Regions from separate parts of the Homo sapiens genome. Here all the other regions are linked to region 2. A link is a contact called in ENCODE Hi-C data. All regions are on one chromosome and are shown on one strand. Each heading gives the region's core, a stretch centred on a gene start or an enhancer-like site at or near the end of the contact. The rest is flanking DNA. Distances are from core to core; before and after follow the strand shown. Region 1 holds the start of CSF2RA (colony stimulating factor 2 receptor subunit alpha). Region 2 holds the start of IL3RA (interleukin 3 receptor subunit alpha). Region 3 holds the start of ASMTL (acetylserotonin O-methyltransferase like). Region 4 holds the start of CRLF2 (cytokine receptor like factor 2). Region 5 has its middle 18 kb from the start of CSF2RA.

Region 1 (5,531 bases), core at 2,160-4,659, 68 kb before region 2:
AATAATCTCTTTTTTTTTTTACCTTTTTTTAAAAATTTTATTATTATTATACTTTAAGTTCTAGGGTACGTGTGCACAACGTGCAGCTTTGTTACATATGTATCCATGTGCCATGTTGGTGTGCTGCACCCATTAACTCGTCATTTAGCATTAGGTATGTCTCCTAATGCTGTCCCTCCCCCCTCCCCCCACCCCACAACAGTCCCCGGTGTGTGATGTTCCCCTTCCTGTGTCCATGTGTTCTCATGGTTCAATTCCCACCTATGAGTGAGAACATGCGGTGTTTGGTTTTTTGTCCTTGCGATAGTTTGCTCAGAATGATGGTTTCCAGCTTCAACCCTGTCCCTACAAAGGACATGAACTCATCATGTTTTATGGCTGCATAGTATTCCATGGTGTATATGTGCCACATTTTCTTAATCCAGTCTATCGTTGTTGGACATTTAGGTTGGTTCCAAGTCTTTGCTATTGTGAATAGTGCCATTATAAACATATGTGTGCATGTGTCTTTATAGCAGCATGATTTATAATCTTCTTTTTTTTTTGAGACACAGTCTCGCTCTGTCGCCGGGCTGGAGTGCAGTGGCAGCATCTCGGCTCACTGCAAGCTCCGCCTCCCGGGTTCAATTGATTCTCCTGCCTCAGCTTCCCAAGTAGCTGGGACTGCAGGTGCACGCCACCACACCCAGCTAATTTTTGTATTTTTAGTAGAGATGGGGTTTCACCATGTTGGCCAGGCTGGTCTTGATCTCTTGACCTCATGATCCGCCTGCCTCGGTCTCCCAAAGTGCTGGGATTACAGGCGTGAGCCACCGCGCCCAGCCAATGATCTCTTCTTTATCAATTACCCAACCTCAGGTATTCCTTTCCAGCAACATGAATGGACTAAGACAGCTCCTGCAGGAATGGGGAGGCTAAGACGGTAGAGGTGCAGCCTGGTCAGCCATCTTTCACCTTTGCTGATGTTGCTATCCAGGTGTTTTCCATTGCATGTGCATGAAGCCCTATGCTTTGTTTAGGCGCCAACTGTTAGTATCGTAACACATGTCCAGTCTGTTTGGTTGTTTTTTTTGAGACGGAGTTTTGCTCTTGTTGCCCAGGCTGGAGGGCAATGGCACCATCTCAGCTCACTGCAACCTCCATCTCCTGGGTTCAAGGGATTCTCCTGCCTCAGCCTCCTGAGTAGCTGGGATTACAGGCACTCGCCACCACGCCTGGCTAATTTTTGTATTTTTTTTTTTTTAGTGAGCCACTGCCCCTGGCCTGCGTGATGTTTCTTATGATTTTGTAGACAGCACAAAAGGCATCTGTATTTGTGTGTGTGCAAGTGTCTGTGCAGGTGTGTGTACACCAATATGCTTGTGCAGAGGCGTGTGCAGATGTGTGTGTAGTTGTGTGTATGGATAGGTGCACTGTGTGCAGGTGTGTGGGGATGTGTGTGTGCAGGTCTGTGTGTGCAGACATGCACGTGTATGCAGGTGTGTGTGTGTGTACAGATGTGTGTGCAGGTGTGTGTGCAGATGTGTGTGTAGTTGTGTGTATGCACATGTGCATTGTGTGCAGGTGTGTGGGGATGTGTGTGTGCAGGTCTGTGTGTGCAGACATGCATGTGTATGGAGGTGTGTGTACAGACGTGCGTGTAGGTGTGTGTGCATGTGTGTGTGTGCAGATGTGTGTATGCACATGTGCACTGTGTGCAGGTGTGTGAGGATGTGTGTGTGCAGGTCTGTGTGTGCAGACATGCGTGTGTGTGCAGGTCTGTGTGTGCAGACATGCATGTGTATGCAGGTGTGTGTGTGTACAGATGTGTGTGCAGGTGTGTGTTTGCAGATGTGTGTGCAGATGTGCATGTGTCCTTGTGTATATGCACATGTGCACTGTGTGCAGGTGTGTGTGTGTACAGATATGTGTGCAGGTGTGTGTGCAGATGTGCTTGTGTACAGATGTGTGTGTGTAGTTCTATGTACGCCCATGTGCACTGTGTGCAGGTGTGTGGGGATGTGTGTGTGCAGGTCTGTGTGTGCAGTTGTGTGTGCAGACATGCATGTGTGTGCAGGTGTGTGTGCAGGTGTGCGTGTGTAGACAAGTGTGTGTGTGCCATTGTGCTTGTTTGTGCAGACGTACGTGCAGGTGTGTGTGCAGATGTGTGTGTGTAGCTGTGTGTACACACATGTGCCCTGTGTGCAGGTGTGTGGGGATGTGTGCGCACGTCTGTGTGTGCAGACATGCATGTGCCTGCAGGAAAGTGGGGATGTGTGAGTGTGCAGGTCTGTGTGTGCAGATGTGTTTGCAGACGTATGTGTGTGCAGGTGTGTGTGCAGGACTGTGCCAGTGTGCTTGTTTGTGCAGATGTGTGTGCAGATGTGTGTGTAGCTGTGTGTACGCCCGTGTGCACTGTGTGCAGGTGTGTGGGGATGTGTGTGCAGTTGTGTGTGCAGACATGCATGTGTGTGCAGGTGTGTGCGCAGATGTGTGTGTAGTTGTGTGTATGCACATGTGCATTGTGTGCAGGTGTGTGGGGATGTGTGTGCAGGTCTGTGTGTGCAGATGTGTGTGCAAACATGCATGTGTGTGCAGGTGTGTGTGCAGATGTGCGTGTGTAGACAAGTGTGTGTGCCATTGTGCTTGTTTGTGCAGACGTACGTGCAGGTGTGTGTGCAGATGTGTGTGTGTAGCTGTGTGTACACACATGTGCCCTGTGTGCAGGTGTGTGGGGATGTGTGCGCACGTCTGTGTGTGCAGACATGCATGTGCCTGCAGGAAAGTGGGGATGTGTGAGTGTGCAGGTCTGTGTGTGCAGATGTGTGTGCAGACATGTATGTGTGTGCAGGTGTGTGTGCAGGACTGTGCCAGTGTGCTTGTTTGTGCAGATGTGTGTGCAGATATGTGTGTAGCTGTGTGTATGCCCATGTGCACTGTGTGCAGGTGTGTGGGGATGTGTGTGTGCAGGTCTGTGTGTGCAGTTGTGTGTGCAGACATGCATATGTGTGCAGGTGTGTGTGCAGATGTGTGTGTAGCTGTGTGTACGCCCGTGCGCACTGTGTGCAGGTGTGTGGAGATGTGTGTGTGTGCAGGTCTGTGTGTGCAGGTGTGTGTGCAAACATGCACACGCGTGCAAGCATGTGTGCAGGAGTGTGTGTGCACGTGTGTGCGGGCGTGTGGGAATGTGTGCGTGTGCAGGTCTGTGTGTGCAGATGTGTGTGCAGACATACATGTGTGTGCAGGTGTGTGTGTGTAGATGTGTGTGGGACTCACACTTGAGCTGTTCCACGGGCCAGTCTTTGGAGACGAGGTCAGGAGCCAATGAACTCACGGAGCAATTACAGGTTTCCCAATCCTATGAAATGAGGAAGCAGGGGAGGGAGGGGCAGGGAGTGTATGATGACACAGAGGAACTCTGAAGGGAGCTACTCAGAAGCGGGAGTCTCCGAGAGAAGAAAAGCAGGTGGAAGGAGAGGAAGCGGATGCCGTGGGGGTAAGCTAAGTTCTTTCCTTCTGTGGTCTTTGAGCATGTCGAGTCACCCGGGTACATGTTTCTGCTGTGTCTGTCGATAGAAAAGAAAGAGACTGAACTGGAACATAAGATTTCAAACGTTGGCTCGAGCCGAAGTGGGGACAGCGGCCCAGAAGACTGAGAGCCAAGGAACCTTGCATATGAGTTGTCTTCTGCCTTTGTTATATGCAGGTTTTTAAAGGCAAAATTAAAAAAATAAAATAAAATAAAAAGAGGGAGGTGTTGTTGGAGGACAGGGAGGGGGCTTCTGTGAAGCTGTTTGCTGGGAATTCTCGTTGGTTTACAGAAAAAAACAATTGATTAATGATTGGCTGTACATTGCTAAGCTACAGGGCGTTGGGGTGTAGTATCTAGCACGGAATTATCACGTGAATTCACAGCTATCTGTGGCATCCGGAAGCCGTTTCGAGAGATGAACGCGGCCGGGCGTGGTGGCTCACGCCTGTAATCCCAGCACTTTGGGAGACTGAGGCGGGTGGATCACCTGAGGTCGACAGTTCGAGACCATCCTGGCCAACATGGAGAAACCCCGTCTCTACTAAAAATACAAAATTAGCCGGGCATGGTGGTGGCAGGCACCTGTAATCCCACCTACTCAGGAGGCTGAGGCAGGAGAATCGTTTGAACCCGGGAGGCGGAGCTTGCAGTGAGCTGAGATTGCACCACTGCACTCCAGCCTGGGCAACAAGACGAGATTCTGTCTCAAAAAAAAGAAAAAGAAAAAAAAAGAGATGAAAAGAGATGAACGCAGAGCTGAAAGGGGGAGGGAGTGTGATGGTGTTACTAGTTACTAGAAAGGGGTCCTGATCCAGACTTCAAGAACGGGTTCTGGGATCTTGCCCAAGAAAGAACTGGAGGCAAGTTCACATTGCAAACTGAAAGCAAGCTTATTAAGATAGTAAAGGGGGGCCGGGCACGGTGGCTCATGCCTGTAATCCCAACACTTTTGGAGGCTGAGGCGGGCGGATCACCTGAGCTCAGGAGTTCGAGATCAGCTTGGCCAACATGGCAAAACCACACCTTTATTAAAAATAGAAAAAATTAGCTAGGTGTGGCAGTGTGTGCCTGTAATCCCAGCTACTTGGGAGGCTGAGGCAGGAGAATCGCTTGAACCCGGGAGGCGGAGGTTGCAGTGAGCCCAGATTGCACCGTTGCACTCCAGCCTGGGCAACAAGAGCAAAACTCTGTCCCCAAAAAAAGATAACTAAAAGAAAAAAGTCGTGGGGAGAGATGCTCCACTACAAGGGTGACTGATAAAGGATTCATCTTTGTCATGACTATCTTTTGCAGTAATCAATATTGTATATATACATATTATATATTTTTTATTATTATTATTTTGAGATCATCTGGCTGTGTCATCCAGGCTGGAGGGCAGTGGTGCAATCACAGCTGACTGCTGTCTTGAATTCCTGGGCTCAAGCAATCCTCCCATCTCGGCCTCCCGAGTAGCTGGGTCAAAGGCAAATGCCACCATTCCTGGCAAATATTTGTATTTTTGTAGGGACGAGGGTTTCACTGTGTTTCCCGGGCTGGTCTTGAACTCCTAGACTCAATCTATCTTCCTGCCCCAGCCTCCCAAAGTGGTGGGATGACAGGTGTGGGCCACCGCGCCTGGCCCAATATTATCATTTTTAAAGCAAAACGGATTCTCACACTATGAAAGCTTTTGTTCTGAAGATATCAACACATCAGGAGGTTTCTGTGTCTGTTCAGTCCTCGGTCTGTTTAGTAAACAGTATTGATCTGTTCACATATCTTGCGTCAGGAATGGCTGACCTCCAGGGAATGCTGCCCAGCCTGTCCCAGCCTCCCTGTTCCCAGCCCCTATTCTAGATGGAGTCCCTCTAAGCTGGGCGTGGTGTAATCCCAGGACTTTGGGAGGCTGAGGTGGGCGGATCACCTGAGGTCAGGAGTTCGAGACCAGCCTGGCCAACAGGGTGAAACCCCATCTCTACTAAAAATACCCAAAATTAGCCGGGGCGTGGTGGCGGGCGCCTGTAATCCCAATATTTTG
Region 2 (4,949 bases), core at 1,016-3,515:
GCAAGACTCCATCTCAGAAAAAAAAAAAAAAAAAAAAAAAAAAGATATCTTAGTGGTCAGGTGCGGTGGCTCACGCCTGTCATCCCACCACTTTGGGAGGCCAACGAGGGTGGATCACCTGAGGTCAGGAGTTCGAGACCATCTGGCCAACATGGTGAAACCCCGTCTCTAGTAAAAATTTAAAAATTAGCCGGGCGTGGTGGCAGGTGCCCGTAATCCCAGCTACTTGGGAGGCCGAGGCAGGAGAATCGCTTGAACCTGGGGCAGAGGTTGCAGGGAGCCGAGATCGCACCATTGCACTCCAGCCTGGATGACAGAGCAAGCAAAGCGAGACTCCGTCTCAAAGAAAAAAAAAAAAAAAAACAGGAGCCGGGCTGCAAGGTGGAGGCTCTGGGGAAGGGCTGAGGTTGGGGTGGAATTTGGGAAGGGTGCCGAGAACCAGAGAAGAGTTGATACATTCAGAGGGAAGGGAAGGGCTGTCTGGGAGTGCGCGTGCTGAGTAAACAGAAATAACAGATTTCAGCGTTGGAAAGAGAAGCCCGGGACAGGTTGGTGAGTGCCCCATTCAGGGCTGGACTTTACTAAGGGTTTTTGTTTGTTTGTTTTCTGTTGAGACAGAGTTTGCTCTTGTCACCAGGCTGGAGTGCAGTGGTGTGATCTCGGCTCACTGTGACCTCCGCCTGCCGGGTTTAAGTGATTCTCCTGCCTCAGCCTTGGGAGAAGCTGGGATTACAGGCACCTGCCACCACGCCTGGCTAATTTTTAAATTTTTACTAGAGACGGGGTTTCACCATGTTGTCCAGGCTGATCTTGAACTCCTGCCCTCAGGTGATCTACCCGCCTCAGCCTCCCAAAGTGCTGGGATGACAGGTGCGAGCCACCGCGCCTGACCACTAAGATTTTTTTTTTTTTTTTTGAGACGGAGTCTCGTTCTATTTCCCAGGCTGGAGTGCAGTGGCGCCATCCTGGCTCACTGTAACCTCCGCCTCCCAGGTTCAAATGATTCTCCTGCCTCAGCCTCCGGAGAAGCTGGGATTATAGGCACCCACCACCACGCCTGGCTAACTTTTTTCTTTTTACTAGAGACGGGGTTTCACCATGTTGGTCAGAATGGTCTCGAACTCCTGACCTCAGGGTGATCCACCCTCCTCGGCCTCCCAAAGTGCTGGGATGACAGGTGTGAACCACCGCACCTGACCACTAAGATATCTTTTTTTTTTTTTTTTTGAGACGGAGTCTTGCTCTATCACCCAGGCTGGAGGGCACTGGCGCCATCCTGGCTCACTGTAACCTCTCTCCCAGGTTCAAACTATTCTCCTGCCTCAGCCTCCAGAGAAGCTGGGATTACAGGCACCTGCCACCACGCCTGGCTAATTTTTAAATTTTTACTAGAGACGGGCTTCCACCATGTTGGCCAGATGGTCTCAAACTCCTGACCTCAGGTGATCCGCCCTCATCGGCCTCCCAAAGTGCTGGGATGACAGGTGTGAGCCACCACCCCTGACCACTAAGATATCTTTTTTTTTTTTTTGAGACCGAGTCTTGCTCTGTCGCCCAGGCTGGAGTGCAGTGGCGCGATCTCGGTTCACTGTAACCTCCTCCGCCTCCCAGGTTCAAGCGATTCTCCTGTCTCAGCCTCCCGAGTAGCTGGGATTACAGGTGCTCACCACCACGCTGGGCTAATTTTTGTATTTTTAATAGAGACGGGGTTTCACCATGTTGGCCAGGCTGGTCTCAATCTCTTGACCTCAAGTGATCTGCCCGCCTCGGCCTCCCAAAGTGCTGGGATGACAGGCGTGAGCCACCGCACCCGGCCACTAACATATCTTTAATAAGATCTGTCATCTGAGACCGGGGGCCACCTCCCTGTCTGGGTGCTGTTTCCCACGAGACAGGGAGGAAACACAGGCAGGAGCCCCTGGACACCAGCGTTCACGCCTCCAAGGCTGAATTTACTATGTCAGGAAGTTGCCCAACCCTGCCTGTATAGCCAGCAAGAATTCTAATTATAGCAAACAGAAACACTTGCAGAAAAAAAAAAAAATGAGAACGGGAACATGATAATTTTCAAAGAAAGAGTCTTTCTTTCAAGGAAAGTCAGGTTCATGGTTACGAAGCTGCTGACCCCAGGATCCCAGCCCGTGGGAGAGAAGGGGGTCTCTGACAGCCCCCACCCCTCCCCACTGCCAGATCCTTATTGGGTCTGAGTTTCAGGGGTGGGGCCCCAGCTGGAGGTTATAAAACAGCTCAATCGGGGAGTACAACCTTCGGTTTCTCTTCGGGGAAAGCTGCTTTCAGCGCACACGGGAAGATATCAGAAACATCCTAGGATCAGGACACCCCAGATCTTCTCAACTGGAACCACGAAGGCTGTTTCTTCCACACAGTACTTTGATCTCCATTTAAGGTAAGGTCCCCCCTCCAGGGTGGGATGAGGGAAAAAGAGGGCAGGCAGGGGAGGCGGTGGACTGTGGGTTCCCAAATCCAAGCTGGCAGACACGGGGCATTGGCATGTAACAGGTTTCTGCTGAGACCTGCTGTCCGTGTGGGCACCACACCACACATAGAATGACCCGGTACCAGAGAAGTATGTTTGCGATCTCATTCACCCTTTTGTAAGTGGATCGGACGCTGAAGCCATCATAGCATGTTAGATGCCTTGGGTTTATAAAGGTGATAGCATTAGGAGTAATTTGACAGTGCTTTCTGCTTTTTCTGTGTGCTTGCTAGAAAATGTACACACCTACACATGGCTAGAGTTCTCTGTTTATTAGAAAGCGCTGGTTCAGTTAGTCAATGAGCTCACGCCCAGGGCGAGCTGACTGCCAGCCGGGGAGCCGCTTTTGGGGCTGGGACCCCAGCCTGCTTGTAGTGTTTCTCAGTGGTTTTCAAAGGCTGGCGGGACTCAGAATGTTCCAGATGGCTGGTGAAACCTCAGGTCCCTCCTAGCAGCTTTATTCACAGTAGCCAAGAGGTGGAGACAGCCCTCGTACCCATCTATAGATGAATGGAAAAATATAATGTCCATCCACACAGTGGAATATTACGCAGCCATGAAAAGGAACAAGCAGCTTTATTCACAATAGCCAAGAGGTGGAGACAGCCCTCATACCCATCTATAGACGAATGGATAAATATAATGTGGTCCAGCCACACGGTGGAATATTACACAGCCATGAAAAGGAACAAGCAGCTTTATTCACAATAGCCAAGAGGTGGAGACAGCCCTCATACCCATCTATAGACGAATGGATAAATATAATGTGGTCCAGCCACACAGTGGAATATTACACAGCCATGAAAAGGAACAAGCAGCTTTATTCACAATAGCCAAGAGGTGGAGACAGCCCTCATACCCATCTATAGATGAATGGAGAAATATAATGTGGTCCAGCCACACAGTGGAATATTATACAGCCATGAAAAGGAACAAGCAGCTTTATTCACAATAGCCAAGAGGTGGAGACAGCCCTCGTACCCATCTATAGATGAATGGAGAAATATAATGTGGTCCAGACACACAGTGGAATATTATACAGCCATGAAAAGGAACAAGCAGCTTTATTCACAATAGCCAAGAGGTGGAGACAGCCCTCATACCCCCATCTATAGATGAAGGGAGAAATATAATGTCCATCCACACAGTGGAATATTACACAGCCATGAAAAGGAACAAGCAGCTTTATTCACAATAGCCAAGAGGTGGAGACAGCCCTCATACCCATCTATAGATGAATGGAAAAATATAATGTCCATCCACACAGTGGAATATTACACAGCCATGAAAAGGAACAAGCAGCTTTATTCACAATAGCCAAGAGGTGGAGACAGCCCTCATACCCCATCTATAGATGAATGGAGAAATATAATGTGGTCCAGCCACACGGTGGAATATTACACAGCCATGAAAAGGAATAAGCAGCTTTATTCACACTAGCCAAGAGGTGGAGAGAGTCCTCATACCCATCTATAGATGAATGGAGAAATATAATGTGGTCCAGCCACACGGTGGAATATTACACAGCCATGAAAAGGAACGAGGCTCTGCCACAGGTGGCAATGTGGGTGAATGCTGAGGACATCATGCTTCCTGAGAGAGGCCAGATACAAAAAGATACATAGTGTCTGTATGATTCCATTTATTCCCTATGTCCAGATACAGGCAAATCCACAGAGACAGAAAGTGGATGAGTGGTTGCCACAGGCTGGGGAAGAGGAAGGACGGGTCTTTAATGGGTCTGGAGTCTCCTTTTGGGGTCGTGACAATGTTCTAGAAGATAGAAGTGGTGGTTTTTTTTGAGACAGAGTCTCGCTCTGTCGCCCAGGCTGGAGTGCAGTGGCGCGATCTCAGCTCACTGCAACCTCCACCTCCCGGGTTCAAGCAATTCTCCTGCCTCAGCCTCCTGAGTAGCTGGGACTACAGGCACCCGCAACTACGCCTGGCTAATTTTTGTATGTTTAGTAGAGACTTTGTATGTTTAGTAGAGTAGTAGAGATTTTGTATGTTTAGTATGTTTTGTATGTTGGTCAGGCTGGTCTCGAACTCCTGACCTCAAGCAATCCACCCCCCTCAGCCTCCCAAAGTGCTGGGATTATAGGCGTGAGCCACCGCGCCTGGCCAATGAAAATATTAATCAATAAATGTTAAGAGCACAGATTTCCCAACGTTCTGACTCAGGCATCTTCCTGGACCACAGCCCCTACAGGCAAGTGTGACTGTGTGTGGTGAGCCCATGAGCTGAACACAGGCTCTGTCCGAAAGGAGACTCTAGAGATTGCCTGTTGCCTTGGAGGTGGGCTGCGGTCCCTCTGCCCAGGCAGGAAGGGGCTCCGAGGCCTCTGGAACCTCATTTTACCTTTTCCCTGCTGCCCTCAGTCCCGTCCCCAGCCTCAAGGGGCTCAGCTTTTTCCAGGCTCACCCCTTCCATTTATAATTTGGAGACAAGCAA
Region 3 (5,099 bases), core at 119-2,618, 120 kb after region 2:
CCCAGGTTACTCTCCCATCCCCATTCCTAGGGGGTTCTGGGTCACTCCCTGCAACCCCATGCCTAGGGGTTTCGGGTCACTCTCCCCACCCCCATCCCTAGGGGGGTCCCGGGTCACTTGACCTCCCCATTCCTAGGGGTCCCGGGTTACTCTCCTCTCCCCCATCCCTAGGGGTCCCGGGTTACTCTCCCCACCCCCATCCCTAGGGGGGTCTCGGCTTACTCTCCCTATCCCCAACCCTGGAGGTCCCGGGTTACTCTCCCCATCCCCATGCCTGGGGGTCCCGGGTTACTCTCCCCATCCCCATCCATGGGGCTCCGGGGTCACTCTGCTGTCCCCATCCCTAGCGGTCCTGGGTCACTCCTCCCTCCCCATCCCTAGGGGGTCCCGGGTCACTCTCCCCAACCACATGCCTAGGGCGTCCTGGGTTACTCTCCCCACCCCCATCGCTAGGGGGTCCCAGGTTACAGGTTACTCTCTCCAACCCCATCCCTAAGGTGTCCCGGGTTTCTCTCCCCTCCCCCACCCCTAGGGGGGTCCCGGGTTACTCTCCCCTCCCCCATCCCTAGGGGGTCCTGGGTCACTCTCCCCAACCCCATCCCTAGGGGTCCCGGGTTATTCTCCCCAACCCCATTCCTGGGGGTCTCGGCTTACTCTCCCCATCCCCATGCCTGGGGGTCCCGGGTTACTCTCCTCTCCCCCATCCCTAGGGGTCCCGGGTTACTCCCCCACCCCCATCCCTAGGGGGGGTCTCGGCTTACTCTCCCCATCCCCAACCCTGGAGGTCCCGGGTTACTCTCCCCATCCCCATGCCTGGGGGTCCCGGGTTACTCTCCTCATCCCCATCCATGGGGCTCCGGGGTCACTCTGCTGTCCCCATCCCTAGCGGTCCTGGGTCACTCTACCCTCCCCATTCCTAGGGGTCCCGGGTTACGATCCCCTCCCCCATCCCTATGGGGACCCAGGTCACTCCCCACCCCCATGCCTAGGGGGTTCCGGGTTACTCTCCCCTCCCCCATCCCTAGAGGTTCCGGGTCACTCTCCCCAACCCTATCCCTGGAGGTCCCGGGACACTCTCCCCTCCCCCATCCCTAAGGGTCTCGGGTCACTCTCCCATCCCTATCCCTAGAGTTCCTGAGTCGCTGGGCCCTCCGGGGTTCAGCCCCTCCGTCCCCGGTCCCCTGCCCCGCCCAGGCCCAGGCCGTACCGCGTTGCTGAGGATCTCCTGACGGCGTGGGGAGGCGCTGGCCAGCACCACGCGCTTGTGCAGCAGCTTCCCAATCACCGGGCACAGCACCATGGCGTCCACGCCGGGAGCCGGGCGTCCGCACTTCTGAGCCCGGAGCCCGCGGTGCGCGCAGCGCGGCTGCAAAAAAAACAGGCGGCCAGAGTCCCGCCTCCGCGAGGCCACGCCCCCGCCCGCCTCCGCGAGGCCACGCCCAGTCCGCGCCTTCAGTGGCCTCCCCGCGAGACCGCGCCCAGGCCACGCCTCCATTGAACACTCCGTCAGGCCTCGCCCAGGCCACACCTCCATTGCCCTCTCCACCAGGCCACGCCCATGTCACGCCCCATTGATCTCCCCTGAGACCACGCCCAGACCACGCCTCCATTGCCCTCTCCGTCAGGCCACGCCCAGGCCACACCTCCATTGCCCTCTCCGCCAGGCCACGCCCATGTCACGCCGCCATTGACCGCTCCGCCAGGCCACGCCCAGGCCACACCTCCTTGCCCTCTCCGCCAGGCCACGCCCATGCCACGCCGCCATTGAGCTCCCCGTGAGGCCACGCCCAGGCCACACCCCCGCCCGCCTCCCCCCCGGGCACCGCCCCGGCCGCTTGGTGAAGCACCGCCCCCAGCTCCGCCTCCCGGGCCCCGTCCCCGCCCCCGGCGCTCGCCCCGCCCCTCCCCACCCCGCCTGCGGCGCCAAGACCTGCAATGGCGCAGGCAGCTGCGGGGTCCCGGGGAGGAAAGGCTGGCGTGGATACTTGGGGTTCCTTGCAGGCGCGGCGTGGGGAGTGGAAATGCTGGGTTTCCGCAGCTGCGGTTGTGGGCAGTTGTGGGGGTGGGGGGTTCTTACCCGCACGTGGAGGGGCCCGGCGCAGAGATGGGGGTCTTGTGGGAGCCGCGTCGGGGAAGGTAGAGATAGGGGGTTCCCCGCGGACCCGGTGCGAGTGGCGTGGGGATGGGGATGTCCTCGTGCCTGGTGGGAGGGGAGTGGAGATGGGGGTGTCCACGGGCCTGGTGGGAGGGGCGTGGAGATGGGGGTGTCCACGGGCCTGGTGGGAGGGGCGTGGAGATGGGGGTGTCCACGGGCCTGGTGGGAGGGGCGTGGAGATGGGGGTGTCCACGGGCCTGGTGGGAGGGGCGTGGAGATGGGGGTGTCCACGGGCCTGGTGGGAGGGGCGTGGAGATGGGGGTGTCCACGGGCCTGGTGGGAGGGGCGTGGAGATGGGGATCCCCGCGGGGATGGTGGGAGGGGTTTGGAGATGAGGGTCCCCGCGAGAATGCTCGGAGGGGTATGGATATGGGGGTCCCCGCGGGCCGGGTGGGAAGGGCGGGGAGATGGGTGGGGGGGGGGTCCCCGCGTGCCTGGTGGGAGGGGCGTGGAGAAGGTGGGGGTCCTTGTGGGAGGGGCGTGGACACTGGGGATCCGCGCGGGCGTGGTGATGGGCGCGGCGTGGGGACCCCCTGGGGGCGCGGTGCTGGGGGCGCAGGGATGGGACCAGGGCGGGCGCTGTGAGGTGGGGGACGCCCGGCTGTGCCTTCCCTCCCTAAACGGAGCCCACCTCCAGGGCAGCGGGTCCCTTGCGCGCCGCAGGCTGCAGGGGGCGCGCGTGAGCTGTGCGAGGATTTTTCTTAAACCCCAGAGCCCAGCCGCACCTGCTCCACATAAACCCAGCGTGGCGTGGAGACTCCGGGCACTGTTTCCCCAGCCTTTGTGACTCAAAAGATTTTAAAATAAAATGTCAAAAATAATAATATACCCAGAGCCTATGCCAGTGATGTGTAGATGCAGAAAATGGAATCCTACAGTTAATTTTGTTAACTGTGGAATGACATCCGAGGGTGTCCAACACATTACGGAGAAAACGAAAAACTGTAGTCAGAGAAGTCACAGAAGAGCCAAATAAAAGAGAGGAAAAAAGCATCTAAACCATGTGATGTCTGATTTTCAATATTGTGAGTTTTTGAAAAAAAATTTTAAAAAGCACATAGATTCACATTTCAGAATTTTGGAGAAGTAACTTTCTTCGTTTTGAAGCGATAGAAGGAATCATAAGTTTATAAACTGTACTGCATATAACATAAACTCCATGCAGGTGAAGGTTTTTGTTTGTTTGTTTCTTTCTTTTCTGTTTGTTTCTTTCTTTGTTTTTTGAGACCGAGTCTCACTGTGTCGCCCAGGCTGGAGTGCAATGGTGCAATCTCGGCTCACTGCAACCTCCGCCTCCCAGGTTCAAGCGATTCTCCTGCCTCAGCCTCCTGAGTAGCTAGGATTACAGGCACCTGCCATCACATCGAGCTAATTTTTGTACTTTTAATAGAGATGGGGTTTCGCTGTGTTGGCCAGGCTGGTCTCGAAGTCCTGACCTCAGGTGATCCACCCGACTCAGCCTCCCAAAGTGCTGGGATTACAGGTGTGAGCCACCGGGCCCAGCTGCGGGTGAGATATTAAACATAAAGAAAAATAGCAAAGGAAATTACAGTAATTCTCTATAGAAGATGAAGTGAAGGCTGCCTCTTCCTACACGGGTACAGGCAAAGCTGGAGGGTTTAGTGACCTACAGTGGGGGTTGCTGGTAACTGTCACTCAAAACCCTGGGGCTTAAAACAGCAAAACTTAATTGTATTACAGCTCTGGAGCCCAGACATCTGAAATCAAGGAATAGGCAGGGCCACGCTCCCTCCGAAGGCTCTAGGGGAGGGTCCTTCCTGCCTCTCCCGCTCCTGGGGGCTCCAGGCATCCCTGGGCTTGTGGCCGCATCACTCTAGTCTCTGCCTCCGTCTCTACGTGGGTTTCTCTGTGTCTGTGTCTCCTCTTCTGTCTCTTACAAGGACACCTGTCATTGTGTTTAGGGCCCGTCCTTCTCCAGGATGATCTCATCTCCAGATTGTTAATCATATCTGCAAAGATCCTTTTTCCAAATGAGGTCCCATTCCCAGGCTCTGGGGCTTAGGACATGGACATATGGTTTGGAGCTCACCATCTAAACCATTGCAATTGTGTTTGCTTCCTTCTGGAGGCTCTAGGGGAGGGTGCTTCCTGCCTCTTCCAGCTCCTGGGGGCTCCAGGCATCCCTGGGCTTGTGGCCGCATCACTGCAGTCTCTGCCTCCATCTCCACGTGGCCTTCTCCTCTGTGTCTGTGTCTCCTCTTCTGTCTCTTACAAGGACACCTGTCATTGGACTTAGGGTCCACCTTAATCCAGCATGATATCTTGAAATCATGAACTAATTGCACATGTGAGGACCCTATTTCCAAATAAGGTGCCATTCACCAGGTGGACATATCTATGGGGAGGCACGAATCAACTCAGTCCCCCATACCAGCATTCCAGAAGGAGTGCTAACCAGAGATGGGGTCCAGCAGCCTTTAACATGCCTGTATTTATCCCTATAAGTTCTCCATTACGGCCACATCATTGAAACCCCAGCAGGCAGAGGTTTAACTGCTCTGGAGCCCTGACTACTGCAGCCTCCTCCTGCTCTCAATGTGCCCTTCCGTGACTTTCAGATTTTTCTTTGCTTTTTTTTTTTTTTTTTAGACTGACTCTTGCTCTGTCGCCCAGACTGGAGTACAGTGGCACGATCTTGGCTCACTGCAACCTCCACCTCTCAGGTTCAAGTGGCTTTCCTGCCTCAGCCTCCCGAGTATCTGGGACCGCCACCACACCTGGCTAATTTTTTGTATTTTTTAGTAGAGATGGGGTTTCTCCATGTTTGCCAGGCTGGTCTTGAACTCCCGACCTCAGGTGATCCGCCCACTTCAGCCTCCCAAAATGCTGGAATTACAGGCATGAGCCACTGTGCCCAGCCAATGCCTGTTTTTTGTTTGTTTGTTTGTTTTGTTTTGTTTTGTTTGTTTGTTTTTGAGATGGA
Region 4 (5,550 bases), core at 77-2,576, 120 kb before region 2:
AGATGGATGTATTGGTGGGTGGATGGGTGGATGGGTGGATGGATGGATGGATGGATGGATGGATGGATGGATGGATGGATAAGTGGATAAAAGTGTGGGTGAATGCATGGATAGATGGATGTATTGGTGGATGGATGGGTGGATGGGTGGATGGATGGATGGATGGATGGATAAGTGGATAAAAGTGTGGGTGAATGCATGGATAGATGGATGTATTGGTGGATGGATGGGTGGATGGATGGATGGATGGATAAGTGGATAAAAGTGTGGGTGAATGCATGGATAGATGGATGTATTGGTGGATGGATGGGTGGATGGATGGATGGATGGATAAGTGGATAAAAGTGTGGGTGAATGCATGGATGGATGGATGTATTGGTGGATGGATGGGTGGATGGGTGGATGGATGGATGGATGGATGGATAAGTGGATAAAAGTGTGGGTGAATGCATGGATAGATGGATGTATTGGTGGATGGATGGGTGGATGGATGGATGGATGGATAAGTGGATAAAAGTGTGGGTGAATGCATGGATGGATGGATGTATTGGTAGATGGATGGGTGGATGGGTGGATGGATGGATGGATGTATTGGTGGATGGATGGGTGGATGGGTGGATGGATGGATGGATGGATGATAGATGGGTGGATGGGAGGATGGATAGATAACAGCTGGGTGGATGGTGGATGGATGGATGAGTGAATGAAAGGTTGGGTGGACGGATGGCTGGGTGGGTTGATGGGTGGGTGAATGTATGAGTGGATGAATCGTTTGATAGATGGGTGGATGGATATATTAGTGGATGGATCAATGAATAATAGATGGATGGATAGTGGATGGATGGGTGATTAATGGGAAAAGATAGATGAGATACATTGATGGATAGATTAAAAATGAATATATCTACCAATCAATCAATCAATAGATAGACACACACACGCACACATACAGTTCCTAGTTCTGGCCACCGAAAGCTCATATAAGCAGTGGATATTCCGGGAGCAATAAGTATACTTAATATTCATGTATTTACTTATAAATATGTTTTGTCCCAGCTACTTGAGAAGCTGAGGCAGGAGAATTGCTTGAACCCGGAAAAAAAAAAAAAAAAAAAAGAAAAGAAGAAAGAAACCTCCATGCTCATTGTTTAAGTTTTACAAAATAAAGAGTGCCTGGTTGCAAAGCAAACCACAAACCAAAATACAACAAGAAGAGGGTGTTTAAATAATTACCTGCTCCTCCTTGCCCCAAAGCCATCCAGCCTCCCAGCAGAAAGACGGCAGCTCCCCACAGCAGAACCAGCCGCCCCATGCCTGAAACAGGAGTGGAGAGTGAGGTCCTCAGGGACCTACAACGAACAGATCACTCATGACTCATAAGCAGAGGTCACCATCGATTTTAAAAAGTCAGAAAGGAAACTAGGGAAATGATTACAGGCAGGAAGCACAGTGACAGTTGATTTTCAAAGATACACTTGTCAAGAACACACACACACACACACACACACACACACACAATCAATCCAGGATCAGGACTGCCACGCACACTGCTGAGCTGAGCCCTCCCCTTCCCTCCCCCTCCCCCATCTCCTCCCCCTCCCCTCCATTCCCTTCCCTCCCTCCCCCTCCCCTCCCCTCCCCTCCATTCCCTCCCCACTCCCCTCCCCTCCCCCTTCCCCTCCCCTCTCTTTCCTTCCTTTCCCTTCCCCTCCCCTCCCCTCTCCCCTCCCCTTCCCCCTCTCCCCTCCCCTTCCCCCTCCCCTCCCCTCCCTTCCCTTCCTTTCACTTCCCCTCCCCCTCCCCTCTCCCCTCCCCTCCATCCCCTCCCCTCCCCTCCCTTCCCTTCTGCCTCTCCCCCACCCCCTCCTCCCTCCCCTCCCCCTCCCCCTTCCCTTTCCTCCCCTCCCCTCCTCCTCCCCACCTCCCCTCCCCCTCCCCTCCCCCTTCCCTCCCCTCCCCCTTCCCTCCCCTCCCTTCCCTTCCTTTCCCTTCCCCTCCCTTCCCCTTCCCCCCCACCCCACCCCCTCCCTTCCCATCCCCCTCCCATCCCCTCATCTTTTGTCCCCCTCCCTTCCCCCACCCCCTCCACCTATCCCCTCCCCTCCCCTCCATGGATGGTATATGGATGGATGGATAAGTGGATGAAAGGATGTGTGGATAGGTGGGTGGATGGATGGATAAATGGATGAACAGATACATAGGTGGATGGGTGGATGGATGCATGCATAGATGGATACGTAGATGTGTACATCCCCTCCCCTCCCTTCCCCTCCCCCCTCCCCCCACCCCCTCCTCCCTCCCCTCTCCCTCCCCCTTCCGTCTCCTCCCCTCCCCCTCCCCTCTCCTCCCCTCCCCCTCCCCACCTCCCCTTCCTTTCTCTTGCTTTTCCTTTCTTTTTTTTTGAGCTGGAGTCTCACTCTCTGTCACCCAGGCTGGAGTGCAGTGGCACGATCTTGGCTCACTGCAACCTCCTCCTCCCGGGTTCAAGCGATTCTCCTGCCTCAGCCTCCTGAGTAGCTGGGATTACAGGCGCCCACCACCACGCCTGGCTAATTTTTATATTTTTAGTAGAGATGGGGTTTCACCATGTTGGCCAGGCTGGTCTCAAACTCCTGACTTCAAGTGATCGGCCCGCTTCAGCCTCTCAAAGTGCTGGGATTATAGGCGTGAGCCACCGTGCCCAGCTTTTCTTTCCTATTCTTTGAGACAAGGTGTTCGTCTGGTACCCACGCAGGAGTGTTGTGGTGCAATCAGGACTCACCACAGCCTCAAACAGCTTGGCTCAAGCAATCCTCTTGCCTCAACCTCCCTAGTAGCCGGGATTACAGATGCATGCCACCCACCCTGCTGATTTTTGTATTTTTCATAGAGACGGGGTTTCACCATGTTGACCAGGCTGGTCTCAAACTCCTGGACTCAGGTGATCCACCCGCCTCGACCTCCCAAAGTGCTGGGATTATAGGCGTTAGCCACCGCACCTGGCCTGAGCTTTGCTTGAAAGCATATCACAGAGCAGCCTGGCCAACATGGCGAAACCCTGTCTCTACTAAAAAAAAAAATACAAAAATTAGCCAGGCGTGGTGGCACGCACCTGTAATCCCAGCTACTCAGGAGGCTGAGACGGGGAGAATCGCTTGAACCCAGGAGGCAGAGGTTGCAGCGAGCCAAGGTCACACCATTGCACTCCAGCCTTGTTGACAGAGCGAGACTCTGTCTCAAAAAAAAAAAAAAAATATGACATGCTAACTTTCTAAGCCCGGAATTCTTGCTCTCTGCTAAATGATGAGACTCGTGGATGAGTGTGCAGTTGTGTGGTCAGTGTTCTGTGATATACTCTGCACCCAAGCTGGGCTGGACATCCAGAGACTTCATAGTTCATCTGTCTTCAGACAAACGCAGAGTTCACCTTTGCCGCTGACCAGCTTCCCAGACCAAGGGACTCAAGCTTGTAGGCATTCTCCTCGTAACACCACAAACACTGTGATGGTAGCATATGCTGGGTAGATGGGGCCCCAGTTTAAGACTGTAGAGGACCGGGCACGGTGGCTCACGCCTGTCATCCCAGCACTCTGGGAGGCCGAGGCCGGAGGATCCCCTGAGGTCAGGAGTTCGAGACCAGCCTGGCCAACACGGTGAAACCCCGTCTCTGCTAAAAATACAAAAATTAGCCGGGCGTGGTGGTGGGTGCCTGTTATCCCAACTACTCAGGAAGCTGAGGCAGGAGAATGGCGTGAACCCGGGAGGCGGAGTTGGCAGTGAGCTGAGATCGTGCCACGGCACTCCAGCCTGGGCGACAAGAGCAAGACTCCGTCTCAAAATATATAAATAAATAAATAAGTGAATAAATAAAAGTCTGGAGAGAGCTGGTTGGAACAGACATGTCATCTTAAAAGATCTCGGCTCATGCCTGGAGATTCCTTGCGGTCAAAACACAAGTGTGCCAGGCAGAGCAGGTGATTCCTGTTGGTTGCCACCACTCCTTCGTACAAGCAAAGCAGAAGTGATTGTGGGAACTGTTTAGAGATGCGGTTTGGGGACTTTCAGAGCACAAATGCAGGATCTTTCTCCAGTACGTGACGGAAGAATTTTAGGTGTTCTTTTGCTTGACAGCAGGAAGATTGGATTAACCGTGAGTGACCAGTTTGAGACCACTAACATTTGTTTTATGTTTTTTTGAGGTGGAGAGTCTCCCTCTGTCACCCAGGCTGGAGTGCAATGGTGCAATCTCAGCTCACTGCAACTTCTGCCTCTTGGGTTCAAGCAACAGGCACCTGCCACCACACCTGGCTGATTTTTTGTTTTTCTGTTTTTGAGGGGTTATTTTTTGAGACGGAGTTTCTCTTGCTGCCCAGGCTGGAGTGCAATGGTGCAATCTCAGCTCACTGCAACTTCTGCCTCTCTGGTTCAAGCAGTTCTCCTGCCTCAGCCTGCCGAGTAGCTGGGATTACAGGCACCTGCCACCACACCTGGCTCCTTTTTTGTTTTTCTGTTTTTTTGTTTTTTGTTTTTTTGAGACGGAGTCTTGCTCTGTCGCCCAGGCTGGAGTGCAGTGGTGTGATCTCTGCTCACTGCAAGCTCCACCTTCAGGGTTCACGCCATTCTCCTGCCTCAGCCTCCCGAGTAGCTGGGACTACGGGTGCCCACCACCACGCCCGGCTTATTTTTGTATTTTCAGTAGAGACAGGGTTTCACCATATTAGCCAGGATGGTCTCGATCTCCTGACCTCGTGATCCGCCAGCCTCAGCCTCCCAAAATGCTGGGATGATGGGCATGAGCCACCGCGCCCCGCCCAATGCTTTCATTATTGAGAGCTCTGAGCTCCATGGTTCGTCATGGAAGAGATAAAATAATCCAAATAATGACACAGTGTGAAAGGTTAGATGACAACGTTGACCAGAATACCATGTCTCACGGAACCCTGTAGAGAGTAGGGGACAAGAAGGAAGTGTGAGCCTCAAGAACCATCTCCTGCCGGGCTCATTGGTTCATGCCTGTCATCCCAGCACTTTGTGAGGCCGAGGCGGGAGGATCACCTGAGGTCAGGAGTTCAAGACCAGCCTGGCCAACATGGAGAAACTCCGTCTCTACTAAAAATACAAAAATTAGCCAGGCGTGGTGGCAGGTGCCTGTAATCCCAGCACTTTGGGAGGCTGAGGCGGGAGGATCATCTGACTTCTGGAGTTAGAGACCAACATGGTGAAACCCTGTCTCCACTAAAAATAGAAAAATTAGCCAGGCGTGGTGGCATGCACCTGTTATCCCAGCTGCTCGGGAGGGTGAGGCAGGAGAATCGCTGGAACCCGGGAGGCGGAGGTTGCAGTGAGCCGAGATGGCACCACTGCATTCCAGCCTGGTGACAGGGCAAGACTCTGTCTCAAAAAAAAAAAAAAAAAAAAAAAAGCATCTCTGCCCAGGACCCTCCACAACTTCTGCTTCTACAGATGACAGAAATGGCTTCATTCAATACTCACTCAAGATACATTTGTTGAGGGTCTGTTATCTCCCAGGCACTGGGGAGGTGACAATAATATCACCTAGCTCAGAGAGAC
Region 5 (5,646 bases), core at 177-2,676, 87 kb before region 2:
CTTGAGGGGGAAAGGGAGGGGAGGGGAATGGAGGGGAGAGGAGGAGAGGGGAGGGGAGGGGAATGGAGGGGGGAGAAGAAAAGAAAAGAGAAGAGGACAGCCTGTATTACCCACTCGTAGAGTTGAGGGGGGAGGGGAGGGGAGGGGAGGGGAGACTAGACGAGAGGAGGGGAGAGGAGAGGAGACGAGAGGAGAGGAGAGGAGACAGCCTGTACTACCCACCCCTTGAGTTGAGGGGTGCCGGAAAACCCCGGACTTTTCTTGTGGAGGTGGAGGGGAGGGATTCCAGGGTTAGTCACAGCTGTCACTTTTCTGCTTCTTGTTTCTGGCAGGGTTCACTGTCCTGGGTGCTTGATTCGTTACTAGCGATCCGGAGAAGAAAGGGTTAAAGGAATCCCTCCCCCACCCCTGGAATCCCTCCCCCACCCCTGGAATTCCAAAGGCGCAGCCAGGCTCGGATTTCCACGCGGGCGGTACTGAATTAACGGCTGGGCCCCGGCGCCTTTCTTTTAACTAATTACATCTGCAAGGGCCTTAATTCCAAACGAGGCGTCATTCCCGGAGACCAGAGGCGTTTGGAACTCAACGTATATACTTTGGGGCCGCGATCGAGGCGCGTCTCCCGTCTTCTGCCTCTGCGTGTCCTCAGCTGCAGAAAGGCCGCCCCTGAGCCTTCGGGTTTTCCTGGGGGGAGAGCTCATGAGGAACCCGTGTATGCCTAGCGTTCCATTATTGGAACGCTAAGCTTGTCTGAAGGCTGAAGGTCATCGCCAAGATCTGGTTTTTTACACCAAAAAAACTTGCAACCTCCGGCATAAATGGGCTTAAAGTGTCCGTGAGAGCTCATTAAACGACAGGCCCCGGGTCCCTGACCCCCCCCCCCACCAAGCCCTTGCTCTGGGACGCGCCTTGGACACGTCTGCAGATTCAGCCCTGGCCGGTTCAGCCCCCAGCGGCTGTCAGCAATGAAAGGGGTCCCAGAAAGGACTGGAAAAAGCAGATCACAACGGGAATCCCGAGGCAAGAATGCAGGAGCCAGGCTATCTGGCAAGCCTCAAATATAGCCAGCAGGTTGTGTTGATCCCGCATCACGGACGCTGTGAGCTGTGGAAGGAGCTTGGGATGAGGATTGCTGGGGATGCCTGCAGCTGTTTCTGCTGGAGCTGCCTCTGGGGCAGGAAGTGTCACGTTGCACCCCAGGAAGGTCTCTGTCCAGCGCAGACCACGTGGCCCTTCCTGGTGCTACTCAAGCCCTGGAGAGAGCCTCTAGGCTATTTGAGGTTCCTGGACTCCAGCTTTAGCCAGAGCCAGCTAGGAGGAGGCTGGGAGCTTGTTAAAGCCTGAAGGTAAGCCGGGTCAGGAAGTTGAGATTTGGAAACAGGCCTGATAGTCTGTGCTTCCTCTTCGGGGAAAAAGAGATGTTACAACGCGCTGGGCTCCACCCTCCCCCGAGAGCTTGCAGATTTCCGGCTTCTGAGGAGCTGCCCTACCACAGCTCCTTCTGTTGCTAGATAAGGGGTTGGGGTCACACCCTCCTCCCTTCTGTGGCTGGAGGGATGGTCTGTGGACAGAAGAATGTGTGGCCACAGGGAAAGTGAGCCAGTATCAGCAGAAAAACAAACTGAGGCTGGCACGGTGGCTCACTCCTGTCATCCCAGCACTTTAAGGCTGAGGTGGGCTGATCACGAGGTCATGAGTTCGAGACCAGCCTGGCCAACACAGTGAAACCCCTTCTCTACTAAAAATACAAAAATTAGCCGGGCATGGCGGTGGGTGCCTGTAATCCCAGCTACTGAGGAGGCTGAGGCAGGAGAATCGCTTGAACCCGGGAGGCGGAAGTTGCAGTGAGCCGAGATCGCACCACTGCCCTCCAGCTTGGATGACAGAGCGAGACTCCATCTCAAGAAAAAAAAGAAAAGGGAAAAGCAAACTGATATTGTCCCCAACATGCAGGATGGGGCATTCTCAACCTCGGCACTGCTGACATTGGGAGCGGGAGGATTCTCTGTGGTGGGGCTGTCCTGGGCACTGGTGGGTGTTGAGCAGCCGTCCTGGGATCCACACACCGGGGGCCAGGAGCAAACTTCCCAGGACTGACACCAAGGGTGTCCACAGATTGTCATTCTCTTGTGATTGTCTCTAGACATTGCCAAGTTTCCCCTGGGGGTAGAATTCTCCCTGGCCTGTGAACCACTGTTATAGATAGATGATACATAGATAGATGATAGCTAGATAGATAGCTAGATAGATAGATAGATAGATAGATAGATAGATAGATAGATAGATAGATGGAGTAGATAGAAAGATAGATAGACAGATAGACAGATAATAGATGGAAGAGAAGATGGACCGATATAATGAGTGATCATTACAGATATGATAGATGATAGGTGATAGGTAGACAGATGATAGATAGATCAATAGATAGATAAAACTTAGATGATAGATATAACAAATGATTATGATAGGTGATAGATACATAGATATCTATATAGATATATAGAGGGAGTAAATAGAAAGACACATAAATAATAGATGGAATAGAAGATCGATTGATATAATAAGTGATCATTATCAATATGATAGATGGTAGGTGATAGACAGATGGTAGACATATAGATAGATAAAACTTAGATGATAGATACAATAAATGATTATGATAGGTGATACATATCTATATAGATAGATATCTATATAGATATAGAGAGAGTAGATACAAAGAGAGACATAGATAATAGATGGAATAGAAGATTAATTGATATAAGTGATCATTATAGATACGATAGATAGTAGGTGATAGATGATAAACATATAGATAGATAAAACTTAGATGATAGATATAATAAATGATTATGATAGGTGATATCTAGGTAGATATCTATATAGACAGATATCTAGATAGATATCTAGAGAGAGTAGATACAAAGATAGAGGGACATAGATAATAAATGGAATAGAAGATCGATTGATATAATGAGTGATCATTATAGATATGATAGGTGATAGGTAGATAGATGATAGATAGACATATAGATAGATAAAACTGAGATGATAGATATAATAAATGATTATGATATCTATCCATATAGATATATCCATATAGATATGTCCACATAGATATACCCATATGGATATATCCACATAGATATACCCATATGGGTATATCCACATAGATATACCCATATGGGTATATCCACATAGATATACCCATATGGGTATATCCACATAGATATACCCATATGGGTATATCCACATAGATATACCCATATGGGTATATCCACATAGATATACCCATATGGGTATATCCACATAGATATATCCATATAGATATATCCACAGATATATCCACATAGATATATCCATATAGATATACATAGATATCTATCCATATAGATATATAGAGAGAGTAGATACAAAGAGAGCATAGACAAATAATAGATGTAATAGAAGATTAATTGATATAATAAGTAATCATTATAGATATGATAGATGGTAGGTGATAGGTAGACAGATGATAGATAATTGATAGATGATAGGGTAGATAATTGATAGGATAGATAAGTGATAGATGATAGATAGATAGATAGATAGATAGATAGATAGATAGATAGACAGACACATAGATAGATGCCGGGTGTGGTGGATCACGCCTGTAGTCCCAGCATTTTGGGAGGCCGAGGCGGGTGGATCACGAGGTCAGGAGTTCGAGACCATCCTGGCCAACATGGTGAAACCCCGTCTCTACTAAAAATACAAAAATTGGCCAGGCATGGTGATGCACGCCAGTAATCCCAGCTACTCAGGAGGCTGAGGCAAGAGAATGGCGTGAACCCGGGAGGCAGAGATTGCAGTGAGCAGAGGTCGCGCCACCTGCACTCAGGCCTGGTGACAGAGGAAGACTCCCTCTCAAAATAATAATGATAAACAAAGTGCTGGGATTACAGGCTTGAGCCACCACTCCCGGCCTGGGGCTGTAGTTTTCCATTTCTTTGTTCCAAAGGCCGGAGTCACCAGCTTATCTTAATTTGCCTTGTGGTCTACCTGCCAACCTTCCCACCACCCCACACAGGAAAACTCATTGAGTCTGCTTCAGCAGACAACACCCTGAGACTTTTCCCACTGGTGCCTTTACTTATTACAACGCCGAGCTGCTTCAGAGGCAGAACAGGCTTATCTGAGTCCTCAGACTTCTCTCCTTCCCAACAGCATCAACATTTTCCAGGAAAATCACGACTTGTGAATTTATTATTTTTATTTTATTTTATTTATTTTTTGAGATAGAATTTCACTCTTGTTGCCCAGGCTGGAGTGCAATGGCATGATCTCAGCTCACTGCAACGGCCACCTCCCAGGTTCAATCGATTCTCCTGCCTCAGCCTCCCGAGTAGCTGGGATTACAGCCAACTGCCACCACACCCAGCTATTTTTTTTGTATTTTTGTTAGAGATGGGGTTTCACCATGATGACCAGGCTGCTCTCGAACTCCTGACCTCAAGTGATCTGCCTGCCTCGGCCTCCCAGACTGCTGGGATTACAGGTGTGAGCCACTGCGCACGGCCCATGTGTAGATTTATTAAATGCCCCTGTTCGGCCTCCCAAAGTGCTGGGATTATAGGTGTGAGCCACCTCGCCCAACCCACCATCTAAAGTCTGTCTCTGAGCTTTACCTCATACCACCCCCCCTCCTGGTACCCATCCCTGCCCCTGAGAAAAGGGAGGTGAAGGAGACCAGGAACCACAGTTTTCAGCTAAGAGGAAACTCAGGTCAGAAAGTCCCTGCCTGGCCCACATCCCTCATTCTAAAGAGAGAACTGGGGCTTCCCAGCAAGGAACAAGGAGATGGCACAGACAAGGCTATGTCTGTTCAAACAGTGACATTCTCTGGGCCATGTGTCCATCAAGCAAAAGATATCACCATCCCCAGGTTCACAGACCAGGACAGGCACCTACAGGAAGCCGCTTACAGGTGCTGGGATGTATCTCAGAGCTCGGTCCTTTGAACACATCCCTCCGGGCCACGTTCTGGCGTTAGTACTGGAGGTTAAAGATTCACGGGACCATTGTTTCTGGAAAGGCAGGGAAGTATAAATAAACAAATGCTCAATGTCATCTGAAGGTGACGTACGAGGGAAGCGGAGAACTGAGAACTGGAGGCGGAGGGTTTCCAGTCATGGCAGAAGGCAAAGAACTGGGGCTTCCCAGCAAGGAACAAGCAGATGGCACAGACAAGGCCATGTCTGTAAAAGCAGTGACATTCTCTGGGCCATGTGTCCATCAAGCAAAAGATATCACCATCCCCATGTTCACAGACCAGGACAGGCACCTACAGGAAGCCGCTTACAGGTGCTGGGATGAATCTCAGAGCTCGGTCCTTTGAACACATCCCTCCAGGCCACGTTCTGGCCTTAGTACTGGAGGTTAAAGATTCACGGGACCATTGTTTCTGGAAAGGCAGGGAAGTATAAATAAACAAATGCTCAATATCATCTGAAGGTGACGTATGAGGGAAGCAGAGAACGGAGAACTGGAGGCGGAGGGTTTCCAGTCATGGCAGAAGGCAAAGAACTGGGGCTTCCCAGCAAGGAACAAGCAGATGGCACAGACAAGGCTATGTCTGTAAAAGCAGTGACATTCTCTGGGCCATGT

What was found. Hi-C counts contacts between places; a loop is a spot of excess contacts on that map. Pooled maps may share reads with other maps.
Region 1: a loop to region 2 is called in a pooled map, with 1.9 times the contacts of the local background. The contact joins the promoter of CSF2RA here to the promoter of IL3RA in region 2. A Hi-C loop is called at or near these places in 3 of 37 single-sample maps with no recorded cell type and 3 of 50 pooled maps.
Region 3: a loop to region 2 is called in a pooled map, with 7 times the contacts of the local background. The contact joins the promoter of ASMTL here to the promoter of IL3RA in region 2. A Hi-C loop is called at or near these places in 4 of 168 maps with a recorded cell type or tissue (CD14-positive monocyte, GM12878, endothelial cell of umbilical vein and 1 more), 25 of 37 single-sample maps with no recorded cell type and 17 of 50 pooled maps.
Region 4: a pooled map shows a loop between it and region 2 (3-fold over the local background). The contact joins the promoter of CRLF2 here to the promoter of IL3RA in region 2. A Hi-C loop is called at or near these places in 4 of 37 single-sample maps with no recorded cell type and 9 of 50 pooled maps.
Region 5: a loop to region 2 is called in a map of naive thymus-derived CD4-positive, alpha-beta T cell, with 3 times the contacts of the local background. The contact joins the enhancer-like site here to the promoter of IL3RA in region 2. A Hi-C loop is called at or near these places in 8 of 168 maps with a recorded cell type or tissue (CD14-positive monocyte, Caco-2, GM12878 and 4 more), 31 of 37 single-sample maps with no recorded cell type and 20 of 50 pooled maps.

The regions. Positions count from the first base shown.
Region 1 is chrX:1,265,405-1,270,935 of GRCh38, forward strand. It overlaps CSF2RA (colony stimulating factor 2 receptor subunit alpha), which reads left to right and starts at 3,410. Exons shown (of 13, transcript NM_172245.4): 1 at 3,410-3,475.
Region 2 is chrX:1,334,520-1,339,468 of GRCh38, forward strand. IL3RA (interleukin 3 receptor subunit alpha) reads left to right here and starts at 2,266. Exons shown (of 12, transcript NM_002183.4): 1 at 2,266-2,407. It overlaps LOC101928032 (a long non-coding RNA gene), which reads right to left. Exons shown (of 8, transcript XR_007068376.1): 8 at 2,755-2,997.
Region 3 is chrX:1,451,541-1,456,639 of GRCh38, forward strand. It overlaps ASMTL (acetylserotonin O-methyltransferase like), which reads right to left and starts at 1,369. Exons shown (of 13, transcript NM_004192.4): 1 at 1,208-1,369. The coding sequence starts at 1,300.
Region 4 is chrX:1,211,323-1,216,872 of GRCh38, forward strand. CRLF2 (cytokine receptor like factor 2) reads right to left here and starts at 1,327. Exons shown (of 8, transcript NM_022148.4): 1 at 1,234-1,327. The coding sequence starts at 1,312.
Region 5 is chrX:1,248,270-1,253,915 of GRCh38, forward strand. No RefSeq gene overlaps it. Among named protein-coding and RNA genes, the nearest start is that of CSF2RA, 18 kb to the right of the region's middle. RefSeq lists enhancers at 244-760, 262-771. Within about 2 kb of position 1,427, at least 22 of the 41 ENCODE cell types and tissues checked have a DNase peak (open chromatin) inside an H3K27ac peak, as active enhancers do; they include CD14-positive monocyte, OCI-LY7 and PC-9, where a contact is called at or near this core.